Regions from separate parts of the Homo sapiens genome. Here region 2 is linked to region 1. The links are chromatin contacts, found by Hi-C or POLR2A ChIA-PET in ENCODE. All regions are on one chromosome and are shown on one strand. The core of a region is the stretch at or near the end of the contact, and the rest is flanking DNA. Distances in the headings are between cores, read along the strand shown. Region 1 holds the start of AHNAK (AHNAK nucleoprotein). Region 2 holds the start of NXF1 (nuclear RNA export factor 1).

Region 1 (7,034 bases), core at 4,364-6,863:
CCTTAGTTCCCCAGCCTGGGGTCTCTCTTTCCTTAGCATTTGGGAAGGAGGGGAAACTGGCTTGGAGCGGGCAGTGGGTGGCCACCTAGGAGGGAGGATAAAAGGACTCATGAGGGAGAAGAGAAAGGGAGTGTGGAGGGGAGTGTGTAGCCAGAAGGCCCCCGCACCCCATCATTAAACGTTTAATAAAATCTCGATGTAGTTAGAAGTGGCTGTGGGAAATCGCTGTAAATTAGGAGACTCAGCGTCCCGCAAGTGGGGAGGCGGGGGCGGCGCTCAGAGAAGGAATGGGAGGCAGAGGAAGCGCTGGGGCTCTGGCTCCTGGGGGCGGGAGTCTGGAGAGGAAGGTGGGCGTCGGGTCCGCTGTCCAACGCCCGGGGTCCTCACCCCCGTATGCCCGCGGCCTGCGCAGCACCGCGGTGCGCGAGGCACTGGTGACCCCGGCTCCTGGGGGGTGGAAATCCAAGCCAGTTCTGTGCGGATATGGACGGAGGGGCCCCCAGAAAGAGAGAACGCGAGAAATGGGCGCGGCAGCACGGAGCTTGGGAACCAAGCAAGGAGGCTGGGGCCTGGGATCTGAAGTGTAGTTGCCTAAGCTGAGAGAAAACTCAAAGGTCCGGAGCAAGCTGACGGTCGCGGCTGAATCACCCAGCCACCTTCAGAGCCCCCAGGCCCTTCCTGCAAAATAAGTTGATTCGCAGTTCCAGCTGTGAGGGTGAGCCCAGGGAGCCTGCAGGAGTTTCTTGCCAATGAAGCCACACAGTGCACATGTTGGAGAGCAGGTCCAGGTCCGGGACAGGACAGGGGGCAGTGGATGCGGGGAGGGGGGGAAAGAATGTCCCCGCGTCCCCCAGCGGCCCCCCTCCCCAGCAGCCCACTCCCGGGTCCCTCCAGGGTCTGCCCCGCTCGCCAGTCCCAGCCCCGCTCCGGCCCCGCCCGGCCCCGCCCTCTCCCCACAGCTCCGGGCAGACCCGCCCGCCCGAGCCGGAGTTACAAGAGCCGCCTCCGCGCACGGGGGCCCGGCCACTCGGAGCTGCTCTGCCGCGGGGACTGCACCGCCCGCCCTGCCAGACCCGCCCGGAACGGGGCTCGTCGCCGCCAGTAGCCGCAGCACCGCAGCCTTGGGCCTCGCGCCGGCTATGGCCGTGCCCTGGGGCTGAGCCCTCAGGTAGGGGCGCCAGGCGCACCGTGGCGCCATCGGGGTCCGGGGCACCAAGGGCGGGTCGCGGGGAGGTGGGTTGCGGTGCTCCGGCAGGGCGCGTTGTTGGGGGTGTCACTGTGAGGATTCAAGCAGTTTGGAGCAAGCGGGGCCACCCGGGGCGGCGACGCGTCGCTCTCTGGGAGCGGAGTTCTGCCTCTGGAGTTGGGGCGCAAGTTGGTTAAAGTTGGAAAATCGCTCCGAAGTGCTTTGCTCCACTCTTTATTTCTCCGGAGGGCGGACTGTTGGCTCCACTGCAAGGCAGGGCGCCCCGTTCCGGGCCTGGTGGCCTCTGTCCCACCTCCTCTCCCTGCATGGGGCGGTGGCTCGGGGGCTGCTCCGTTCGTATCCCATGTTTACTGGAGGGGAAATTTCCGAGATCGCCACCGCGGCCCCCAGCGCCTCCGCGCCTCCGCGACCCCGCACCGTGCGCCCCCTCGGCTGTCCTTCCGCGCTCCCTGCACCTCTGCCCCTAACCGCGTCCCGAGTCGTCCAGGCCCCACCCTGTTCTGTACCACCAGCCCCTCAGCCTCCTCCAGCTGCCCCGCCCTAGCCTTGCCTCTCCGCGTTCCCCGCTCCAGAAAACCTTCCTCTCGGGCCGCGGAACCTGGAAGTTTGCAATGCGCCTCCCAGCGGGATGGGTGGGGAGGGGGACAAAATTAGGGAGATTCCTATGCTGAGGTGGGCGAGGAGGGGGGTGCGCTGCGGCGGCCCAGTCCTCGGGACCGCCCCTTCCCCTCCGGAGGCGGCGCTTTCCCCCCGCCCAACTCCCAAACCCGTCCGGGCGGGATGGCCCCCGCCCCAGAGCCTGGCCCGGCGCCAGCAGCCTGAGGAATGTGGTGGTTGGAGCCGGTGACTAATTCAAACCAGAACTCAGGGAGGAGTGGTGAGGGGCAAAGGGGAGGAGGAAGGGGCTGTGTGTGGGAGTTGGGGGCAGGAGCCGGGCTTGGCGTGGGAGGAGGGCTAAGCTGCGCTCGCTGGAACCCTGCGCTCCAGCGGTGCGCGCCAGGAGAGGGGGCCCGAAGCGAGGTCTCGCCTAGAGTTGGAAAGGCAGCGTGCTTAGGGTGTGTGCAGAGCTGTGTTATGTAAGGCTTTCCCATGCAAGGGGAGGGGGTGTGTGTGTGCAGTGTGCGAGGGCCTGGGCCGTCCCTGGCAGGGCTGGTCGCCCCCCAGCAGTGCCCAGGCCGGGATGTGGGGGCGCAGCCCCTTGGCGGCGCTGACCATGAGGGACTCCAGGGGCCCAAACAGGGCTGGCTGTGCCCCTTGCTGGGAGGGGTGCGGAGGGGGCAGATGGGTGTTCTCAGCTGTAGCCGAGGCCCCACAACAAGGTGGGGAACGGCTCTGGCCCCTCTGCACAATGAGGCCACTGAGGGTTGTGTGCGATGTGTGTGCTTGCCGGTTTCGCAGGGTGTGGCTCCCGCCGCGGCGACCGTGGCAGTGAGGTGCTCCCAGGGAGCGTGCGGTCGCTGCAGAGTGCCCTGCTCTGTGGAGGGGATTTGTGGAAAGGCAGTGTGGGAGCCTCCCAAGTCAGTCAGGTCCTTAGACCTCCGGAGTCTCCGGAGGAAAAGGGACCGAGATATCTACCTCTGTGTCTCCAGCACAGCGCTGGGCGCTCAGTAAATACTGGTTTCGAACCCGTCTTCATTAGAATCCAACCTCGGATTGCAGGGCTCCTGCTCTCTGCTTGCCCGTCCCAGCACAGCCTAGTGCATGGTAGGTGTTGGGTTGATTTTGTGGAATACAGTGAGGGGCTGCAGCAGTGAAGCTGAGAGTGGGGGAAGGCGTTTAAGGGCCCCTGCACCTATACTGGCTGTAATTCAGGGTAGAGATCTCGCTTTCATCCCCTCCCCGTGAGGGAAATCCCAGGGGCAGGGTGTGGCACTCACTTCCTTTCAGAAGCTGAATGGGGGGAAGCTTCCTTCTCCAGTCCTTAGGGACAGCGGGGTCACCCACCCCCCACCGCGTGGATAGTGGCCTGTGCAGAATGGGGAGGACAGGGGAGCCCCCAAGTTAGGGGCACCTCTTTGCTCTGAGCTGTGAGCTTTGGGGTGAGGGAGGGTGGGAGAGGAGCTAGGGAGGGTAAGAGTGGAGCTAGGAGAGGTCGCAGGGTTTGGGGGCTGTGGGAATGTGGGTTAGAGGGTGTCTGAGCCCCTCTCTAAAGCCTTTGTCCCTAAGAGGTTATGCACAGGGACACTGGTCAGAGAACAGGGACACATGGGGAGCCACATAAGTCATGCGGGCTGATATGGAGGCCCACAGCAGCGATTCAGGGGTCCTGGTCCGGGAACTCCTTGAGGAGCCAACCCCTCGGAGCTGAGGACTTGTGGCAGCCAGACATGGTCCAGGGCCAGGGGTGGGACACAGGGACCTGTTGAGGGAGAAGGTCCAGCGTCAGCCCAGGGTACGGAGTTGGCTGGGGGTCCCCGGAGTCATCTTAGCCCTCAGGAAGTCCTGGGGAAAGGTGGCGGTGCTGCCAGGCTGGATTCTTTTGCTCGACTTGGAATTGGCTGGTGGGTCCTGGCAGAGCCGGTCACCCTGAGCCTGAGGAGCTGGTTTGAGGGGTTGGGGCAAAGCCGTGGGGGCGGAGGGGTGTGTGGGGCTCTGGGGTGTGGTCACCACCTTCTTTAGAACTTGGGAACTGCCTGGAGACAGACAGAGAGACAGACCGGGAGAGCTAGTCCTACTCCTTATGGGAACAGTGTGGCTCTCTCCCCCACCATTCCCGAGGCCCCAAAGTTTCTCTCCCCGGAGCTGGGCTGGCACCGTGCTGTGCACGCTTAGGTTTGAGGAAGGGTGATGGCCGCTGGGGAGGATTTAGAATGTGCTGCTTGGGCGGTGGCAGTGGCAGGGATGGAGGGCCTTCTGACTTCTCTTCGTCCCCCATCGATTCATCCAGGCTGGCATTTCCCTGGGCTCAGGCCATCCGGTGGGACTCCCAAGGCTTCCTGAGCACGAGCAATTTCCAGCGTTCCTGGGTGTGCCCGAGGGAGTGTGGGGGGCACGTGGGTGGGCCACAAGAGGATTCCGAAGGAATGAAGCCCCTTTTCCTCCCTGCTGGCCTCAGTTCCCACCAGGGCTGTGGCTGAGCTGTCGCTGGCAGTCTTAGGTAGGTCACTGATAGCATTGCAGGTGTCGTCCCACTGTGGCTTTAGGTCCTTGTGACCACCATGTCACAGCTTGTCTCTGAGTGAGATGTGTGTCATTGCCTGTGAGAGAGTATCCCACTGGTTGTGAATGAAGGTCTTCCCCTTGTGGCGTGCCTGGATGTGTCACCTCTGCCTGCGTTGTCATCGGGCTTGGAGGCAGAGGATGGCAGTGGCATTCTGCTCTGGTGGTGGAGGTTTCCTGCGGGCCCGTAGGGGTTGTAGGTAAGGACTGAAGTGAGTTTCTCGGTCCTGGACATGTCCGCACGCGCAGTTTGTGTCCAGAAGCCTTTGGGAGGTTGAGGACAGCCTTGGGGGTGCAGGCCCCAGCTGAGCAGGCTAAGCAAGGCACTGCACACGGCCTGTCAGGGAGGGGCATCCTGCCCGGTCCCCCGGGGGCTGGAGCGGAGGTTCTGGGGGAAGGGGAAGTGCCTGGAGCTGATCCCGTCTACAGCTACGTGTCCTGGCGGGGCTCGGGGGTAGCTCTTCAGCGACAGAGCCGGAGCGGCCTGGCCCCACGCCCCTGCAGTAGCGTGGTCCGACCGCTGGGGGGAGAGCAAGCAGCGCCCTCCCCAGATCCCGGCCTTGGGTGGGGCAGACAGGCAGCTTCCAAACTGTAATCTACCCCACAGGGCAAGACCAAGCGTTCTGCTCCACCCCCTCTCCTATAGGACGCCACCCTCAGAGTTGGTGTCTTAATCCCAGTGGTTCTGGGTAAAGGCCCACTCTTCCCTGCTTCTGTGTCCAGGTGTGGGGACTCCCCACTGGATCATAGGCTGTCCCCAGCCCCCTTTCACAAGGATTGCAGAGTCCCTCCTGGCCAGGGAGGGAAGAGGGAATCTCCCTCGCTGCTGGAAGTGAGAGCTTGGAGCTTCAGGGCTTCCAAGCTCACTGTAGCATGGGATGGGGCTGTGCGTGGCTGGGGTAGAGAGAGATGGAGAAAGGCGTCACAGCAGAGTCAGAAAGCAACCAGCTGGCTGAGGTTGGGGTGTAAGGGCTGCCCTGGAAGTCAGCATGATGTGAGGGGCCAGGGGAAGGGGGTGATGGGGAGGGGAGGGCTGGAATGACAAGGATGGAAAAACTTCCTCCTGGTGGGAGTTGTGGCTGGGCTGGCGCCTCCCTCTCCTAAGGGCAGGGAGCAGGGAGGAGGCCAGGCAGGTGCACACACACAAGGGGAGGTGCAGGCTCAAGGGACACAGGTGCCAGGTAAACAGGCATAGGGACCTGCAGGACAACTGTCTATTGTGAGCCGGTGAAGGCTGGCTGGGGCTGCAGGCTGCCCTGGGCTGTGTAGAGTGGAGAATGGGGCTGAGGGTCTCCGTGTACTAATGGTGTGTATGTGTGTGTGTGTGCTTGTGTGCCTTTCTTTGAAGGTGCCCAAGTTGCATGTGTTTTGCAACATGTTCATCTAATTCTTCCTGGTAATTCCACCTCCCTAACCTGCCCCTCCTCCCTGCACACTGCCCAGAATCAGCTAGGTGGGTTTGTAAAAGTTGTTAATGCCAGCTTAGACTCTGAGATGTCTGCGCACTTCTGCTCCGGTTAGAATGTGGCATAATGTTTTTTCCTAAACAAGCCTGGCAGCTGCATCCTCGGGGGTCCATTCAGAGGGCCAGGCCCTGGAAGGGATGTCACCCTTGTTCCTTTGGAACAAGGGCCTTGGGGGTCAGAGACTCCTGGGCTTGCATTTCAACTCTGTCTCACACTTGGGCAAGTCATCTTATCTCTTGGGCCTGCTTTCACTTCTCTGAAATAAGGATATTAATTCTTTTGACATAGCATCATCATTTGGGAGTTGAATGAGACCCCAGGCATGGGATGTTGCCAACACAGTCCCTGGCACATCAGAGCGCTCTGCAGAATTCTCTTTCTACTTGTGTGTGGGGTTTTTTTTTCTTTCAACATGGAACTTTCTGTTCCTCTTTGCCTCCTGTTGAGTGTTTATGAGAGCAGACCATACTGTCTTCTGGGTGTGTCTCTCTGAATAGCCTCCCTCTCCTCCTGGTTCCGAATGTTGGGGGCTTCCCCTCTGGTAGGGGTCTCTAACTCTGGGCATGAGTCATTTTGTTCCTGGGATGAGGACTGCTTCTCTTTGGCCTTGTGTGTGTGGTGGGTCGATTGGCCTATGTGCGTGCTGCCATGCTGGGCGGAAGTTTCACTGTGGCCGGTACCCTCCCTACCACGGATGGGGTGATTTTCTTCCCCTCGGAGGGTTGCCTCCTGTGTCCCGCCTGTGCTGGGTGGATGCACAGTCATGGGCCCCTGTGGTGTGTATCTTGTCCTCAGGTTTGGTGCATTTGGGCACTGAGGCCTGTGGCCTGTCTCTGGGGGAGTGTGTGTTTCAATTCCTGTCATCTCCACACTGACGCTGGCTGCAGGGCTGTCTCTAGCTGCTGCAGCAGTTGGCCCGGTTTCCATCCTGGCTGTCTTTATACTGGCTCCTCCGGGGAAGGGGCACTGTTCTCCGAGGGCAGTGGAGGAAGGAGGCTCCTCTGGAGGTCACCCCTGGCAGAGGCCATCTGCTGGGGTCAAGAATCTGCTTCCTGGAGTTCTGCGTCTACTTGGCGTTGTCCCCAGTTGCAGGGTATGGGCAGAGCCCTGCTGCTCGGCACATCCTCTTTGCAGTTTTGAAGTGACAGGATGGGCTGTTCTCTTGCTGCTTCTGGCCTGAATTACAGTCTGTCCCGCAGCGT
Region 2 (7,081 bases), core at 1,032-3,531, 260 kb before region 1:
TGACCATCTTTCCATGTCAATAAATGGACTTCAACAGCATTCTTTTTAATCCAGTGTCCTTTTGTTTCCTCTTCTCCCGGCCTTGTCCCCAGGATCGACGAGAACGTGCTAGGAGCCCAGCTGGACGTTGAGGCCGCCCATTCAGAGATCCTCAAGTACTTCCAGTCTGTCACCTCCAACCGGTGGCTCATGGTCAAAATCTTCCTCATCCTCATTGTCTTCTTCATCATCTTTGTGGTCTTCCTTGCTTGAACCCTCTCTACTCTGAGGCACTCTGTTGGGGTTTGGGACCCTCCTGGGAAGGCAAGTGGCCAGTGCTGCCACTGAGCCTGTGCAGGGTACTTGGGAGAAAGGCCCTGTTTCCCTGGAACTGCTAAGAATGACCACTGCCCCTGATCCCCCACCCCTTGCCTCTGGCCACCCTGTCCTCCCCCCACCACCCTCAGGCCTATGAAACACACAGGGTTCTAGATTTGAACTCTGCTGTGAAGTGACTGGAAGGGAGCAGAGGCCAGCTGGGGGCCAGTGGGGGAGGTTGTTTCCACTAGGAGATTTTTATAAACCCTCTCCAGCCTCTCCCAAAGGAAGCGTTGGCAGCAAAGGGAGATGATGCCCTTACCCACCTTCCTGTGAGTGAAGAGAGGAAGCAGCCCCAGGGACCAATTTTCCCAATTGACCTCTTTCTTCCTCTTTCACCATGTGAGGCAGGGAGCCCTGAGCCCTTCAGCTGCCTGCACAACCCCTGACATTGGCTGCTGGTGACTCAATCTGCCAAATGTGCTGCAGCTCGTTTTCTCCCAATTACAGCAAGACTGTCAGCCTCACTAGCCATGTCATCATTTCTGGGTGGGAGCGTCGAAGGGCCTAGGCAGCGAGTGGAGAGAGCCCACTGCCCAGTACCAGAACTGAAAGGGTTGGGCTAATGGCTCTGCCAGGTATCACTGCTGACACAGGCTATTTTGGGCTCTGACACACAGCTGCCTCTAGGCAGGGGAGAACCAAGTGTTGCAACACTTCATTAGCGTGGAAACTTCCTTTCACACAGGGGAGCAGGATCCCAGAGGGGGTCCCTGATTGGGGGCAACTTCCAGGACTATCTCAAGCAGTGTTTGGACCTGTTTCATCTGTATCCTCCAACTATTTGGCCGTAATTCTTCCTTGAGCTAAGCGAGGCAGAAGCTCTGCCTGCTTCCAGGAGTGGAAGGTGAAGAATTTGTTCCCAACTCCAGTTGAGGCTTTTGATTCCCTCCAAGCACTTCACCAAATCAAAGCCAGTCACAGAGAATGGAGACACCTGCCCAGAATACCCACCGTCCAGGGAGATTAGTGTGCTTTGTTCTTCCTGACCGAGACTCACAACCACATTCTGAGGTCACTCGAGTGCCCCTGTCTCATACATTCCAAAGGAAGTTGAAGCTATAGAGACAACAGTCAGGGGCTGGTGGTGGTGCTTTTGGGGGTCTAGGAGAGCCCAAGGCCCTGATATTTTAAAATGTCCTCCTCGGCATCTCCAGCAAGTTGCCACTGCTGGTGAGCTTCACTGTCTGCCCCGTTGACACGATGGGTTTCTAGTAGGGGACGCCATTGATGGAAGGTCTGTGAAGACAATGCTCGCCAAACCCCTGACAGATGTCGTATCATTTGACTCAGCAACTCAGGGCGGGGCGGGGTGGGGGAAATTCATAACACAAATTCATTTATTTCACAAATATATGTTGAGTTTTTACCATGTGCCAGGCATAGTACCTGCCGAGTCAAGCCCTCGAGGAAAAAAAGCCCTTAATTAGTCAACGTTCGAGCTCACATTCTAATTCTCAACTTCGTGATTTGTTAATCCATCTTATAGGCGAAGAAAGCGAGGTATAGACAAGGAGCCGAGCTGAAACACTGGCTAGATTCCGGTAGGGGTCTGAGCCATCACTCCCACCTGGAGGCGCGGTCTCCATTCCTCTGAAGCCCTTTGTGCGGCCCCCTTCCTCACTGAGTTCTGGGCTGCGGCGGCAGCACTGTGCTCTAGCACTAACTCTGAAGCTGCCAGGGCAGCGTCAGCGGACAGATGAAAAGGTGCGGGGACATGCTGGCTGCCAGCCGGGGTTCCGCAAGTTCAGGTCTTGGGCGGGGCGTGGAGGGCCAGGCCCCGCCCCTCGAACGACGGCCTTAAGTGTGCGCACGCGCAGGGGGCCGCGCTTTCTCCGGGCGGCGGCACCGCCCACAGCCTGGGACGTCAGCGGCGCGCGACGTGCTTTGCTGTATAAATGCGGTGGCGCCCGGCGTAGGGACACTTCGGTCCTGAGCGCTTGGGAGTTAGGTTGTTTGCCGGCGTAGCGGCCAGCGCCTGAGCCCGCCCTTGATCTTCGCTGTGGCATGGCGGACGAGGGGAAGTCGTACAGCGGTAAGTGCTGGTCTTCGGGTCGGGAACTGGCTATCTGGGGCGCGGGTGGGCGGCGCCGGCCTAGGCCTCAGCCCCCGGGGCGTGAGGCCGCTAGGGGCCCGGCGTCCGCGGGGAGCGGCGCGCGGGGGGCCGGGCACTCGAGGTGGACACCCGAGTTGTTGACTCCTGGATTCCTGCTGGCATCCTGGTGTTGGGGGACCTGCGGCTCGGAGCGGATGGCTCGGGGGTAGGGTGACGGGATTCCTTTGAACTTTGTGGGTGGTTGATGCCTGTCAGTTAGGTTTGGCGGCCTGACTCTTCCTTTAATGTGAGTGAGTGCCCTGCTCGTGGGCTGCCCTGATGCCCTATTTTTTACTGCGTCCAGTCGGTCTTGAACTCTCGGGCCTGGGCTTTGGCTTAATATTCGAGACTTACACATCAACTGGATATTCTAGTCTGAACACTACACTGGGTGTTAGTTCTTTGTAGTAAGTTAGGAGTGCGTGGTGGAGGTTGAAACCGTGAATTTAAAACTCTCGTTTTCCACCCCCTTAATGTGGAATAACAACAGCATTTCTTAAGAGTGTGTGTGGGGAGGGGAAATGAGATCATTCCTATCAAGTGCCTGAAGCATAGTGGCCGGCACTGGAGAAAGTTCTCAGTGAATGTTAGCTGCGCCTTCTATGTTCTTTTTTCCTAGGGTCATTTGTTGAGATTCATTGTTTACAGAGTGCTGGGTATTAGGCAGACCTCTTTTGGGAGTTAGGGACCTTTTTTAAGACGCCAGTCCTACACAGCATGAATCAGAAGGTCATCTTCCTGGAGAGCATTCCAGGGTCCCTGGTTAAGCACCCTAGCCTGGCACTGCCACTAGAGCCTGAGTCTAGAATTTGTCTCCTGAGTTAAAGGACATTTCTGGCCATGGAAACGAAGAGCTCCTCACAAAACTTCAAAGTGGCAGTTTGAGAACAAGGAGAATTTTTAGAGGATCCTTAAACTGGTCATATTTGTAACTGGCGTCTGCACTGTATAGACAAAGTACTGAGTGGCAGATTTCAGGTGGCTTTCAGAGGTCTGATTTGTGTTCAGTTACACTTTTGGGTCTCACATTTCTACATCCTGCTTCTCTCTAATTCCAGTTTCTACTTCATTTTTCAAAAGCCCTACACAGTTTTCCAGTAACTTTTCCCTGATGCTGCCCTCCCACAGAGAGGGTTCTTTCCTGTGGATAGGGAGCGGAGTTTGCATGGAGATGGCCTCTGTCGTTAGTATGTATCTCTTCCAATAGTTCAGAGTACTAGAAGCTATGATTGCCACACCAAACCGGACCAGTTACTTACTTCTAATTTGTGTTCCTGTTTCTAACTCTAGAACACGATGATGAACGCGTTAATTTCCCTCAAAGAAAGAAGAAAGGCCGGGGTCCCTTCCGGTGGAAATATGGTGAAGGAAACCGTAGGTCTGGAAGAGGCGGTTCTGGTATTCGGTCTTCCCGCCTTGAGGAAGATGATGGAGATGTGGCAATGAGTGATGCCCAGGATGGTCCCCGAGTACGATAGTGAGTGACCAGTTGGTCTGGTTTGAATTTAGTGGCTCATGAGATTATATGGCCCTTTTACTGTCCATGTCATTTCCTTTCCCACCTGTTAGAGTGAGAAATGCCAGGACTAGCTTAGTGATTAAACAGTCTTAGTTGTAGTCCCACTAACAGTGCAGGAAGGCCTTTGAGAAGACTTTCCTAGCATTTGTGGTCATTTTATTCTCTGCTTACCCACAGCAACCCCTATACCACCCGACCTAACCGTCGGGGTGATACTTGGCATGATCGAGATCGCATTCATGTTACTGTGCGGAGAGACAGAGCTCCTCCAGAGAGAGGAGGGGCTGGCACCAGCCAGGATGGGACCTCAAAGAACTGGTTCAAGATTACAGTGAGTACTTTGAGAAAGTAGATGGTACAGTAGAGATAGGAGGCCACGCTGAGAGTGGAGATGTTTAATTTTATTCCACAAAAATTATTATTATTATTTTTTTTAAATGGAGTCTTGCTCTGTCACCCAGGCTGGAGTACAGTGGCGTGATCTCGGCTCACTGCAGCCTCCGCCTCCCGGGTTCAAGCTATTCTGCCTCAGTCTCCCGAGTAGCTGGGACTACAGACACCCACCACCACGCCCGGCTAATTTTTGTATTTTTAGTAGAGACGGGGTTTCACTGTATTGGCCAGGCTGGTCTCGAACTCCTGACGTCATGATCTGCCCGCCTTGGCCCCCCAAAGTGCTGGGATTATAGGCATGAGCCACCGCACCCAGCCCAAAAATTCTCCTTGTCATCTGATTACTCCACACTCAAGTATCTATCTTTTCTCCTAGGAATCAGTATCTTCCAACACCTTAGAGCAGGTTCAGAGAAGGGGTGGAAGAGAAATATGAAAATTTTGGTTGGGGGAGGGAGTAATTCCTCTGGATGTCTTCATTTGGCTCAGGCTGAGTGTGGGGCTTGGAGTCCCTGGAGTGCCCTGGAGTTCTCTGAGGGGCAGGCAAGGTGTAAATAATATCTTGGAACTTTTAGAATAAATAAAATTGATTTTTTTTTGAGAGATTATAAGTGTAAATGGGCTGGGTACAGTGGCTCATGCCTGTAATCCCAGCACTTTGAGAGGCCGAGGTGGAGGATCACTTGAGGCTGGGAGTTCAAGACCAGTCTGGGAAATACAGCAAGACCCCTTCTCTACAGAAAATTTTAAAATTAGCCGGGCATGGTAGTACATGCCTGTAGTCCTAGCTACTCCAGAAAGCTGAGACAGGAGGATCGCTTGAGCCTAGGAAATGAAGGCTGCAGTGAGCTATGATCGCACCACTGCACTCCAGCCTGAGTGACAGAGTGAGGCCCTGTTACTAAGAAAAAATAGTAAGTGTAAGTAGACAGAAAGGAGTTAAAGAATCTATGTGTATCTCAAGTAGAAAACCTAGTACTGGTCCTTTCTTTAGATAGTCTTTAAAAGTTTGGTAGAAGGTATAAAAGGCATTGTATTGGGTCTGCTATTCAGCCTTACTTATCATTCCCTTCTTTTCTCTTTCTCTCATTTCTAGATTCCTTATGGCAGAAAGTATGACAAGGCATGGCTCCTGAGCATGATTCAGAGCAAGTGCAGTGTGCCCTTCACCCCTATTGAGGTAAGACAAGGCCTGAGTGGCTGGCTGGCCAGGCACCAGGGATGGTGAAGGGGCAAGCTGGACTCCCAGCGTAATGCCCCTCCCCAAGGGCTCTGGACTCCCAGTGTAATGCTCCTGTTTCCTCTTGTAGTTTCACTATGAGAATACACGGGCCCAGTTCTTCGTTGAAGACGCCAGTACTGCCTCTGCATTGAAGGCTGTCAACTATAAGATTTTGGATCGGGAGAACCGAAGGGTGTGTTTAAAGGGCCTGGCTTGGCTGGAGGTGGAGGTTGGTGCTCAGAGCAGGGACTGGGTCTTGTTCTTGCGGCTTAGGCTTCCCTAGAGTTTTCTGTGCCCTCTGTGTCTTCCCTCCAGATATCTATCATCATCAACTCTTCTGCTCCACCCCACACTATACTGAATGAACTGAAGCCAGAACAAGTAGAACAGCTAAAGGTGAGGCAGGCTCAAATTAGATGTTTCCAACCCAGTCTTACTACTTCTCACACCCCCACCCCCCACACACAAACCCAGTGACCACTAAACCCTTCTTTTTCCTCTAGCTGATCATGAGCAAACGATACGATGGCTCCCAACAAGCCCTTGACCTCAAAGGCCTCCGTTCAGACCCAGGTATGGTTGACAGCAGTAGTTCTCAGATAGGTGGTGATAAGGTGGGATCTGTCAGGGAGGGAAAGTTTGAGGATGTTTTACTGCTAATGCTGGCATGGGCAAACCCTCTCAGTCTTCCCTTTCCTTCCCTTCTGCTTCCTGAAGATTTGGTGGCCCAGAACATTGACGTTGTCCTGAATCGCAGAAGCTGTATGGCAGCTACCCTGAGGATCATTGAAGAGAACATCCCTGAGGTAAGGCCTTTGGCCCAGTATTAGGCATGAGGAAGCAGGGTGTGTTAGATAGGAAGTGGCTGGAGGGCAGATTCGTCTCTGATCCACTTGCTGGTGGTGCCTCCTCTAAACTCTTCTCTCCTCACAGCTATTGTCCTTGAACTTGAGCAACAACAGGCTGTACAGGCTGGATGACATGTCTAGCATTGTTCAGAAGGCACCCAACCTGAAGATCCTAAACCTTTCTGGAAATGAAGTGAGAATTGATAGCTCGGCTATATTTTTGAAGGGGTGGGTAGAGGGTGTAGAGAGTTTGTCCAGTGATGGCAAGAGGCAAGAGAGAGAACTCAGGCCAGATGTGCTGGTTTGCAACTCTAATCCTAACACTTTGGGAGGCCAAGGCAGGAGGATCACTTAAGGCTAGGAGTTTGCACGCCTCTAGTCCAAGCTGCCCCAGGGGGCTGAGGTGGGAGGATTGCTTGAGCTCAGGAGTTCAAGGCTGCAGTGAGTTATGATTGTGCCGTTGCATTCTAGCCTGAGCAACCTGTCTCAAAAAAATTTTTTTAATTTAAAAAATAAATTAGTCGAGCATGATGTCACATGCCTGTAGTCCTAGCTACCCAGGAGTCTGAGGTGGGAGGATCTCTTGAGTCCAGGAGTTTGAGGCTGCAGTGAACTATGATCATGCCACGGCACTGAACTTGGGTGAC

What was found. Hi-C counts contacts between places; a loop is a spot of excess contacts on that map. ChIA-PET counts read pairs that join two places held with the same protein, here RNA polymerase II (POLR2A). Pooled maps may share reads with other maps.
Region 2: a loop to region 1 is called in a pooled map, with 4 times the contacts of the local background. The contact joins the promoter of NXF1 here to the enhancer-like site in region 1. A Hi-C loop is called at or near these places in 5 of 50 pooled maps. POLR2A ChIA-PET finds 5 or more read pairs at or near these places in 4 of 52 experiments (T-cell, activated CD4-positive, alpha-beta T cell, activated T-cell and 1 more).

Annotation. Positions count from the first base shown.
Region 1 is chr11:62,540,794-62,547,827 of GRCh38, reverse strand. It overlaps AHNAK (AHNAK nucleoprotein), which reads left to right and starts at 1,022. Exons shown (of 5, transcript NM_001620.3): 1 at 1,022-1,168. RefSeq lists enhancers at 385-915, 1,494-2,004, 2,005-2,515, 5,019-5,148, 6,659-6,918 and silencers at 871-1,040, 1,161-1,230, 1,511-1,560, 1,571-1,690, 2,221-2,350. Within about 2 kb of position 5,613, at least 37 of the 41 ENCODE cell types and tissues checked have a DNase peak (open chromatin) inside an H3K27ac peak, as active enhancers do.
Region 2 is chr11:62,800,640-62,807,720 of GRCh38, reverse strand. It overlaps NXF1 (nuclear RNA export factor 1), which reads left to right and starts at 2,281. Exons shown (of 21, transcript NM_006362.5): 1 at 2,281-2,392; 2 at 3,743-3,929; 3 at 4,149-4,302; 4 at 5,461-5,544; 5 at 5,675-5,779; 6 at 5,902-5,982; 7 at 6,090-6,159; 8 at 6,304-6,392; 9 at 6,520-6,627. The coding sequence starts at 2,365. It overlaps STX5 (syntaxin 5), which reads left to right. Exons shown (of 11, transcript NM_003164.5): 11 at 93-861. The coding sequence ends at 252. RefSeq lists enhancers at 1,763-1,812, 1,833-2,022, 1,989-2,488.